Linked DNA regions of Homo sapiens: region 1 is linked to region 2. Evidence: read pairs that join two places in POLR2A ChIA-PET (ENCODE). Cell type or tissue: MCF 10A. All regions are shown on one strand. Links, peaks and the distances in the headings refer to the core of each region. The heading gives the core; the rest is flanking DNA.

Region 1 (5,399 bases), core at 781-4,780, 54 kb after region 2:
CTTAAAAAAAAGAAATCAACACTTTCTCCCCAGGAGTCACTTCAACCCTTGATAAGAAAGTAGTTTATGTGCTTCTGAAGGAAATGAATTCTAACTAAAAGGGCATTCCCACTTTCGGCCTTGGGGCCTCACCCACAACAGCCAAGAACACAGCTGCAAAGAGTGCCAAGGCCTTCTTCCTCGGGCAGAGCAGCCAAGGGGCAAAGACTTTCCAAGCCTGCATCTTGAGAATACACCACGGCCAGCCAGGATGACTGGGCTGAAGGGAACCAACTTGAAGGCTCTGGGCCAGACCCAGAGCTTTCAGCAACAAATAAGGATTTAGACCAGCTTAATTTCTGAATTCTTGGAAGACAAAGACCATGTATATTAAAGTGGCCGGCACGATGCCTATTTGCCATGTGTAAATAGGCATTGAGTCAATTTTTTATGGCAATCGTGATAATGTTGATGAGAACAACAGGAGAAAAAAAAAATAACCAAAGTCCTTTATCCCTTGAGAGGAGACTGGATCTGGCCTGATGACCCCTCACAGGTTATACCAAGAGCTTCCACAAGGCCTTCAACGCTGATATAGTTTGGATATTTGTCCCCACCCAAATCTCATGTTGAAATGTAATCGCCAATGTTGGAGGTGTGGCCTGGTGGAGGTGTCTGGGTCATGGGGGAGGAACCCTCATGAGTGGCTTGGGTCATCCCCTTGGTGATAAGTGTGTTCTCACTCTGAGTTCACATAAGGTCTAGTTGTTTGAAAGTGTGTGGCGCCTCCCCTCACCTCTTTCTCCCATTCTCGCCATGTGACGTGCCTGCCCCCACCTTGCTTTCTGCCATGATTGGAAGCTTCCTGAGGCCTCCTCAGAAGCAGATGCCACTATGCTTCCTGTACAGCCTGCAGAACCATGAACCAATTCAATCTCTTTTCTTATAAATTACCCAGTCTCAGGTGTTTCTTTATAGCAGTGCAAGAATGGACTAATACAAACAAGGGCTGTTTGTTGAATAAACAATGAATGAATTCTCAAATTCATCTTATCTTTCAGTACACAAAAACAACTGGTTTGGAAATCTTTTAGATTAATTCTCACTTAAATAAAATACATATTTTAATCTTACTTCCAATTATCAGTCAGGATCATACATTCTTGGGTAATAAGAACCATAATAGTAATTTTAAGAGCTGCCACAGAATAAAGTACTGGGCCAAGTACTTTAAGAGAATGATTTTATTTAATTACCACAACACCGACTGAGCACAGTGGCTCACGTGTATAATCCCAGCACTTTTGGAGGCCGAGGCAGGCGGATCACTTGAGGTCAGGAGTTTGAGACCAGCCTGGCCAACATGGTGAAACCCTGTCTCTACTGAAAATACAAAAATTAGCTAGGCGTGGTGGTGCACGCCTGTAATCCCAGCTACTCTGGAGGCTGAGGCACGAGAATCGCTTCAACCCAGGAGGCGGAGGTTGCAGTGAGCCAAGATCTAGCCATTGCACTCCAGCCTGGGTGAGAGAGCGAGACTCCATCTCAAAAAAAAAAAAAAAAAAATTACCACAACACCTCTACAAGGCAAATATCCCTACCCCTATTTTACAGATGGGGAAATGGAGGTTCAGACAGTTTACATTATATTCTCAGAATGCACACCTCAGAAATCCCATCCCAATCATGCAGCTGAAAGAGGAAGGACTGGGAGCTGAAACTGTGGCTGACAGCCTCACCCTGGCATCCACTGCCTCAGCCTGAAGATCTTGGGCCACTTCATTAAAACCCACCCTGCCACAAGCTACAGCTTTTAAGGTACACACACTTCAACTGGAGCTGCTGAAAACCCAGGCCAGTCCTCTTTCCTGGAAGCCTGTGTTGTTTTCATTCAGTTTTAAAGCCTGTTCAGCCTTTATACCCTCTCTCTCGGGAGCCCTAACTTCAGCCCCCAGGCCTTGGCACCACTGCAACAAAGGACCCTGTTGCAAAGTCATTCTTCTGGATTAGACAAACCCATTTCTCTCAGGATAGTTAGTGCAATTCCAAAATGGCTTATGATGAGCCAAAACTCTCAACTTGTTTTAAATAAAGCAAGCTCTCCAGAATCCCAGAGCTGTAGTCGGTGGTGGCGGTGTGATGAACGCTGGTGTGAAGCTGTGCTCCCTTTCTGCAGATGTCTTTCTCTGTGATCTCTGTGGTCCTTAGTTTCTCTGTATTTAGAATACAAACTCTTACCTACCTCACAGAAATGATTGTAACAACCAAGTGGGATAGCACAAATACTTTTTGAAAAACATTAAATGCCTTCTACCACTGAGATGTTAACATCAGACTTTTCCAATAGGACAGGTTATGGAAAATTCAACTAGGCATTTAGAAGGCCAAAGCATGGATCCAAAAGCTCTCTCTGATACATATATGGTGATTTCCATTTAATTAACTGTTTCCGGGGAGCACCTAGAGCCATTACCAAAGGTGCTAACTGGGCAGCCAATGGGAAAACTCTTAATAGGTCTATGAGTCAGTCCTTCAGAAAGTTTCCGTCTTGTGTTTTAATATTTGGGCTCCATTTATGACTCAAGCATACCTTTCCTTGGTATTAAGTAACAAGGAACTGAGATTAATTGCCCAATTTTTAACTACATTTGGCCTGTTTGTATCCCATGTTGTAAGCACCCTACTGGGGCTGTAAGAACAAGGTATTTGTCACTGACTATTGTGAAAAAGCTTGGGCGTCTGAACACTTTATGATCAGTAAAATACAGGATTCTAGCCTCTTAAGAGGCGGGCGGATCATGAGGTCAGCAGATCGAGACCATCCTGGCTAACACGGTGAAACCCCATCTCTACTAAAAATACAAAAAAATTAGCCAGGCGTGGTGGCGGGCGCCTGTAGTCCCAGCTACTCGGGAGGCTGAAGCAGGAGAATCACTTCAACTCGGGAGGCGGAGGTTGCAGTGAGCCGAGACCGTGCCATTTCACTCCAGCCTGGGCAAGAAGAGCAAAACTCTATCTCAAAAAAAAAAAAATGGTTTGAGAACATCACAGGAAACCATGCTGAACTCAGTGTGTTGACTTTTACACCCTATAACCTGGCCAGCTGGCTCTGTGTCTCAAAGCATCAGACTCCATTTTGAACATGGATTTCTTTTTTCCTTTCCGGAGTCTCTCATTTTCTCCATTGTATTCATTCAGAGGGAAAAAAAAAAGACCTCATAAATGTCATTTCATATTCCAAGCAATTTGCTATAGGCAACTACACCATTACTTTGTACAAATAAATTTACATAAATCATTATTAGAATGTTTTATCTTGGCAACATTATTTGGTTCCCAGAACACAAATTAAATGCATGCTTAAAGCAGAATATTTTAAAGTTATTCCTATATTGTTTATGAGACAGGATTAGAAATTTCCATCTAATTTTTCTTTCATAATGGAATTCCTTTAGTTTTCTTTGTACGTTTAGAAACCATATGTATAATTTTATGGGGGGTTTCTTGAAGCAAGCCATGCAGTAGATGACTGTGCCATGTTTCGTTCATTTTTCAGCTGCTGTTCCCTTTGATTTTGTGGGTTTGGTTTTGAACACTGATTAGGAAGGCCAGGAACCAGGGGAATTGCAATACAGACTCCTAAGTAGATGGCTTTTTATTTGATAATATTCTGCACATAAACTGGTCTTTGATTGTGGTTAAGCTTTTTTTTTTTTTTTAATAAACAAATGTGTAAATAAACTCCCTGCACTCAGTTTCTCCTGGCTGTTTGGGTTGGGAAGGGGCCTGTTTGGATTCTCTGCACAGCACATGGCAAGTCTTCACTGGCTGGAGTTTTACTCCACCCTAGATTTCAAAATAAAATCTTTTCCATGTAAAATGCAGCGCCCAGTTTTAAAACAAGCTGCACTTGTCAACATCAGGGTAGGGAGTGGTGGCAGGGGACCGGACGGGAAGTCAGGAGACACGCACGTCAGTGAGGCCTGCTGTTGCTGGCTCTGGAAAACGACGTAGTGACTTCCCGGCTCGTCTTCTCATTGGTGTCATAAAGGGCTGGACTCCTGGCTCACGGCTGGAACTTTCTACCAGTATGTGGTCTGAGAACAGATTCCAGGGCCACTGTCAGGGAAGTGGGGCCCCATGAGGTCAAGGGTGCAATACTCAAAAACGAGGAGTGAGGCAGCCCCATGGAGGGCTTAAGAACACAGATTCCAATAGTCAGGTTCAAATCGACACACCAAATCAACCACTTGCTACCTGTGTGACTGAATAATTCAAACCTTTCTGCATCTCTGTTGCCTCATCTGAAAATGAAGAGATTATGCATACACACCTAGCAGTCTTATTTTGGGGATTAAATGAAGCAACGCAACAAAAAGCTGAGAAGAGTGTCTGACTCTTAGAAGAGTCTCAATAAACAGTAGCTAACATTAATCTTAAAGGATGACCAGTGGAGTCAAGCTAGGGCGATCATATCATTTACGGTCTAAACCAGGATATTTCTGGGTGTGAAAGGGAAGACTGTATGGTAATTATATGGGGTAAACTGGCGTATGCTAGGACAGTCCTAGGCATACTGGGACTTGTGTGACCCTGCACCTAGCCCATACCATTCAAGACTCAATAAAGAAATTTATTTTTTGCTTACAATTATATATTACATATTTTACAATTTGTTACTCCTTTTAAAGTTCTTTCATACACTTTATTTGAACTTTTCTTAAAATGTGTTAAAATGTAGGACTGAATTAATTACCACTTAATAATAAGCAAACAAAGGCACAAAAAAAGTATATACTTTCCCCTAGTGACTCAGTGTTGCTGAGCAGTGGGGGACAGTATCCCATGAGCTCCTCCATACTTCCCGGCCTCCTGCCAGAGAGACAGGGTCATGTGACTAGTCCTGACCAATGGCCTGTCACCTCTAGTCTTAAGCACTGAAGAGTGTGTGTGCAGCCGGGCACATTGGCTCACACCTGTAATCCCAGCACTTTGGGAGGCCAAAGGGGGAGGATTGCTTAAGCCCAGAAGTTTGAGACCAGCCTGAACAACATAGCAAGACCCTGACTCTACATAAAATTTTAAAAACAAGACTACAGCATGCCTGTAGCCCCAGCTACTCAGGAAGCTCAGACAGGAGGATCCCTTGAGCCCAGGAGTTCAAGGCTGCAGTAAGCCATGATCACGCCACTGCACTCCAGCTGGAGCAACAGAGCAAAACCCTGTCTAAAAAAATGAATGGAGCTGGGCATGGTGGCTCACACCTATAATCCCAGCACTTTGGGAGGCTGAGGCGGGTGGATCACTTGAGGCCAGGAGTTCAAGAGCAGCCTGGCCAACATGGTGAAACCCTGTCTCTACTAAAAAATAAAGAAATTAGCTGGGCATGGTGGCACGTGTCTGTAATCCCAGCTACTCAG
Region 2 (5,399 bases), core at 610-4,609:
AAGCAACCACAAATAAGCAAACACACACACAGAGTCTAATACCAAGACCAGTAGTGGGGAGGCGCAGTGGTTAGACACAGACTAGGTTCGTACTCTGATCTTACCACTTACTAGCAGGTTAACCTCAGTCAAGGTTCTTAACTTCTTTCTATCTACCTAGTTTTCACTTCATAGGACTGTTGTGAAGATTAAATAAATTAATCTTTGTAAGGAACATAAAACAGGGCTCTGGCACTTAGTGAACACTATTTTTATTAAGCCAACAAATCAAAATGAAAATCTTGACATATTAGACTGCATACCAATTTAGAATTGTGTGTAAAATCAGGGGTCATAAATAAAATTTAAAAACAAATGAAATATTGGACATGCAGATGAAAACAGGGTTAATATTTTAAATTTATAAATCTTACAACTCAATGAGAAAAAAATTATCACTCTAATAAGAAAAGGGGCAAATTCACAAAAAGAGAAACAAAAATGAGACTATCCCCATGAAAAGACGCTCAAAACTGTAAAAATCAAAGAAATGCAAATTAAAGCAATTGTGATATCTCATTTCATCTATCAGAATGGCAGAGACTTAAAAGAACTAACCATGCCAATGTTGGTTGAAGGCACTGGTGGGAAGTGGTATAACTTTTCAAGAGGACAGTCGCAAAACAAATTAAAATTTCAGTGAGCACGGACAGCCACTGATCCTAAATTTCCAACTTCTAGGAATTTATCCTTGGGAGATCCTATAAGAGAGTTAACTTCCCCACCAGACTGACTACTGGGAAGAGGCAATAAACCCCAGGAAAGCAGGACTCCAGCCTATTAGATTCAGCAGTGCACACCTGGCATTTATGCCTGGCAGAAGACACTCAATAAATATGTATTGAATAAATTAACTGAAGGAAGCAACAATGTATTTAGGAGGATTTTGCTGGGACGTTGTTTAAAATCACAAAAACTTGGAAATTGCTGAAATAAGAGGCCAGAGGCATATTATTACATTCTGTGGGGCACAGTGGGGCCATGTTCCCTTTGTTCCCTTTCATTTGCATTTTCCAGTAGTTTTAAGTGAGGCTTTCCCTTTTCTGAATCATTTTCACATTCTCAGAGACTGTACGTGTGAAACAATTTGCAAAGATTTCATAAAGTAAGAGTTTAGGGGAAAATGAATATGTTGGCAAAGCGCTTCACAAAATTAAAGCATTCTGTGATCTTTTCAATCAGGAGGGACAAAACGATCCCCTTCTGAAAAGCCTGGTGCTCTGAGCAAACAGGAGAATTGCTAAGTACAACAAACATTATATCCTGTGTTATGAGGTCTATTGTCTGGCCGTGGGAAGTCTTTTGGTTTATAGGTTTTGAATATCAAACTTTCTCTACAAACTCTTACGCAGGTTCCAAGATTCAAGAGTTCAAAATACTCTTGAATTAAGAATTTGTGGGGGAAGGCAGGTGCGGTGGCTCACACCTATAATCTTAACATTTTGGGAGGTCGAGGCTGGGGATTGCTTGAGCCTAGAAGTTCAAGACCAGCCTGACAACATAGGGAGATCTATGACTCTACAAAAAAAAAAAAAATAGAAAAATTAGCCAGGCATGGTGGCACGTGCCTATAGTCCCAGCTACTCAGGAGGCTAAGGTAGGAGGTTCACTTGAGCCCTGGAGGTTGAAGCTACAGTAAGCCGTGATCATGCCACTAAATGTGGTTACAAGTTATTTTTATTTTTCAGATCTGATAGAAAATCTGTGCCCAGCTGAGTTACCCCACATGACCAGAGCTACTAATGCTTCTCCTGCCCCAGGGATATTCGTGATGCTTATCTGATACAAGAGGAGATCACCTCTCTCAGTTCTTGAACTCATTTTATGTACAGCTGACTTTTTTTTGTTGTGTTTTGTTTTGTTTTCTTTTCTTTTTTTTTTTTTTTTTTTTGAGACAGAGTGTCACTCTGCAGCCCAGGCTGGAATGCAGTGGCACGATCTTGGCCCACTGCTACCTCTGCCTCCCGGGTCCTGGTTCAAGCAATTCTCCCACCTCAGCCTCCCAAGTAGCTGGGATTACAGGCACATGCCATCATACCCAGCTATTGTTTGTATTTTCAGTAGAGACGGGGTTTCACCATGTTGGCCAGGCTGGTCTTGAACTCCTGACCTCGTGATCCACCCACCTTGGCCTCCCAAAGTGCTGGGATTACAGGCATGAGCCACTGCGCCTGGCCTGTTTTGTTTTGTTTTTGAGACAGAGTCCTGCTCTGTTGCCCAGGCTGGAGTGCAATGGCTCAATCTCGGCTCACCGCGACCTCTGCCTCCTGGGTTCAAGTGATTCTCCTGCCTCAGCCACCTGAGTAGCTGGGATTACAGGCTTGTGCCACCATGCCCGGCTAATTTTTTTTTTTAATAGACACGGGGTTGAGCATGTTGGCCACGCTGGTCTCGAACTCCTGACCTCAGGTGTTCTACCCACCTTGGCCTCCCAAAGTGCTGGGATTATAGGCATGAGCCACCGCGCCCAGCCTATAGCTGATTATTTTTATTCATAGTAGTTGTGTTCTATAAAGTGTCACAAACACTGAATTAACAAATCCTGAATCATTGCTCCTAGGGGAAATATGGGGTTAGGTTCCTGTGAGCCTCCACTCACAACCCTTTCATCAACCAATGAAAACTTAATTTTACTGATATATTATCACATCATAATTTTGTTGATATTTATTTTATCTGTGTTTCCATTTAAGAAGCTTTTTGAATATATATTGTTGTTCATTCACAACGAACTGTGCCAGAATGACGCTTATCTAATACACATTTTATCCATAAGGCATACCACAGCCTTCCTGTACTTAGAAACACTAGATAGCATTTCAGCAGTGCTTGGGCTCCGTTTCAAACAGCAAAATGAACAAAAATGCAAAAAATGTGGTACTAAACAGACCACAAAAAGGACACTTGGAAAGCCAAAACAAGCGGGCAGAACATCACTTTGTTCACCCTCAGCTGGGAACGTGCACACTGAATGACTCATTTGTACGTGTCCATGAGTGACCACAAAAGCACCAGGAGTACTGATTTTTTTTTTTTTTTTTTTTTTTTTTGAGACAGGGTCTTGCTCTTGTCACCCAGGGTGGAGCGCAGTGGCATGACCTCAGCTCATTGCAATCTCTGCCTCCCAGGTTCAAGTGATTATCCCTGCCTCAGCCTCCTGAGTAGCTGGGATTACAGGCGCCCACCATCACGCCCAGCTAATTTTTTGTATTTTTAGTAGAGACAGGGTTTCACCATGTTGGCCAGGCTGGTCTAGAACTCCTGACCTCAGGTGACCCACCCGCCTCGGCCTCCCAAAGTGCTGGGAAGGCCTGAGCCACCATGCCCGGGCAGGAGTACTGATTTTGAGATTACAGGTAAATTTTAGCAAGAGGGTGAATTCGCAAATACAAAAACTACCAATGATGAGGACTGACTGCATTTAACAAACACCGAAATAGCACTTAACTGGATGCCAGACAGTGTTCTAAAGCTCCGAAAATATTCACTCATTTCAGCCTCACATTAATCATGTGAAGTAGGTACTATTATTATCCCCATTTTATCAACTGAGATTCTGAGGCACAGAGAGGTTTGGCCACTTGCTCATAACACACAGCCGGTAAATGATGGGGCTGGGAATTGAACCCACACAGTGAGTTTGGGAAAGCTTCAGAACACCTGGCTTCTTAGAGAACCTCTCAGGGGCCTAGGACATGAAGGACAGGACCCGTGGGGTACAAGGGAGACAAAATTGTGACCGAGAAATAGAAGAGGAGGGCCGGGCGCGGTGGCTCACGCCTGGAATCCCAGCACTTTGAGAAACCGAGGCGGGTGGATCACTTGAGGTCAGGAGTTCGAGACCAGCCTGGCCAACATGGTGAAACTCTGTTACTAAAAATACAAAAATTAGCCGGGCGCAGTGGTGGGTTTCTGTACTCCCAGTTACTTGGGAGGCTGAGGCAGGAGAAATGCTCGAACCAGGGAGGTGGAGGTTGCAGTGAGCTGATATCGTGCCACTGCACTCCAGCCTGGTCGACAGAGTGAGCCTCTGTCTCAAAAAAAAAAAAAGAAAAGAGAAGAAAAAGAAAAAGAAGAAAAAAAGCACAAGAGGAGGAAGGAAAAGGGGACTTTTTTTTTTTTTTTTTTTTTTGAGATGGAGTCTTGCTCTGTTGCCCAGACTAGAGTGCAGTGGTGCGATCTTGGCTCACTGCAACCTCCGCCTCCTGGGTTCAAGCGATTCTCCTGCCTCAGCATCCCAAGTAGGTGGGATTACAGGCCTCCACCACTGCGCCCGGCTGATTTTTTTTTTTTTTTTTTGTATTCTTAGTAGAGATGGGGTTTCACCATCTTGGCCAGGCTGGTCTCCAGCTCCTAGACCTCGTGATCCACCTGCCTCGGCCTTCCAAAGTGCTGGGATTACAGGAGTGAGCCACCGTGCCCGGCCAGGACTTTTTAACTGAATGAAAAGGCACTACTTGCAAAAACTCAAAGTTCAACTTCTATGTCATAATCAACAAAGTATGGTGTATCTTTGTAATAAAAAAATAAATCAACTAGATACTGAACGTCACCAACAGAGTGTAAGTGCCTTGAGGGGCAAGGGACTCTGTTTTCTCTTCTGCTCATAGCACATGGCACAGTGGTAATAAAAAATATTGATCACTTAACAGGAAAAAAAAAAAGTCTCCTTTTTATCCCTCTCTCAAGCTGGCATCTATTAACTCTACAGATCAGTCAGAGAAAAGTAGCCTCATCAACATTTTCCTCCTCCAAAGTTTTTAAGAGATTTTATTGTTTTCCTCTCTTTAGTGAGTACACCAAGTACCATAGTCTCATGGGTTTCGGTGGCTAAGTCTGCCAAAGTCTTATCCACGCCAAGAAATAACTTCTCTCGTTTTACTTTTTCAGAGGGGTGTGAAAGAAAACAATTGATTCTTCTCTCTACGAGAGTCTTTTTAAAACAAAGTAAGAGCTCTGAATTTGATGAACTCTCTGAGAAACAGAATATAGATTAAATGATTACTAACATATTTCCCTGCAGCACAAAGTTCTTTTTTGGAGATTAGCAATTTATTCCATTTATTACAACAGCCAAACCTGAAGTCTCTTTTCATTGGCTAGTCAAGTTCACCAACCCTTTCTGTTTTGAAATCCTCACTCCTTCCCAAAATAGTGTATCTTGTGCCTTTAATATTGAGGTTGAGGTGCAGGCAAAAGGTGTCCAGAAATTGTGAGACGTGACTGCATGTGAGTACTCAATCTTAAAAGGGTCGGGGCTGGAAAGGAAGCAAGCAGGTGAATTGCTAGCTCTTTCTGTGGGTATGTTCAACAGCACCTCACTTCTCTGCACTCAAAGACGTGATTCTGACTGGTTTCAA

Evidence for each region. Peaks named below come from ENCODE experiments on the same cell type or tissue, not always from the same donor. Only the 100,000 strongest peaks of a DNase experiment are listed, where the experiment ranks them.
Region 1: POLR2A ChIA-PET joins it to region 2 with 5 read pairs; 12 of 35 experiments call an interaction of 5 or more read pairs at or near these places.

Annotation. Positions count from the first base shown.
Region 1 is chr14:89,477,406-89,482,804 of GRCh38, forward strand. It overlaps a transcript of FOXN3 not described here. Among named protein-coding and RNA genes, the nearest start is that of FOXN3-AS1, 63 kb to the left of the region's middle. In MCF 10A, for the core only: no CTCF peak of the experiment used is centred there; a DNase peak (open chromatin) is centred at 2,626.
Region 2 is chr14:89,423,153-89,428,551 of GRCh38, forward strand. It overlaps LOC107984635 (a long non-coding RNA gene), which reads left to right and starts at 5,202. Exons shown (of 2, transcript XR_001751025.2): 1 at 5,202-5,268. It also overlaps a transcript of FOXN3 not described here. RefSeq lists enhancers at 1,676-2,290, 5,352-5,399. In MCF 10A, for the core only: no CTCF peak of the experiment used is centred there; a DNase peak (open chromatin) is centred at 2,989.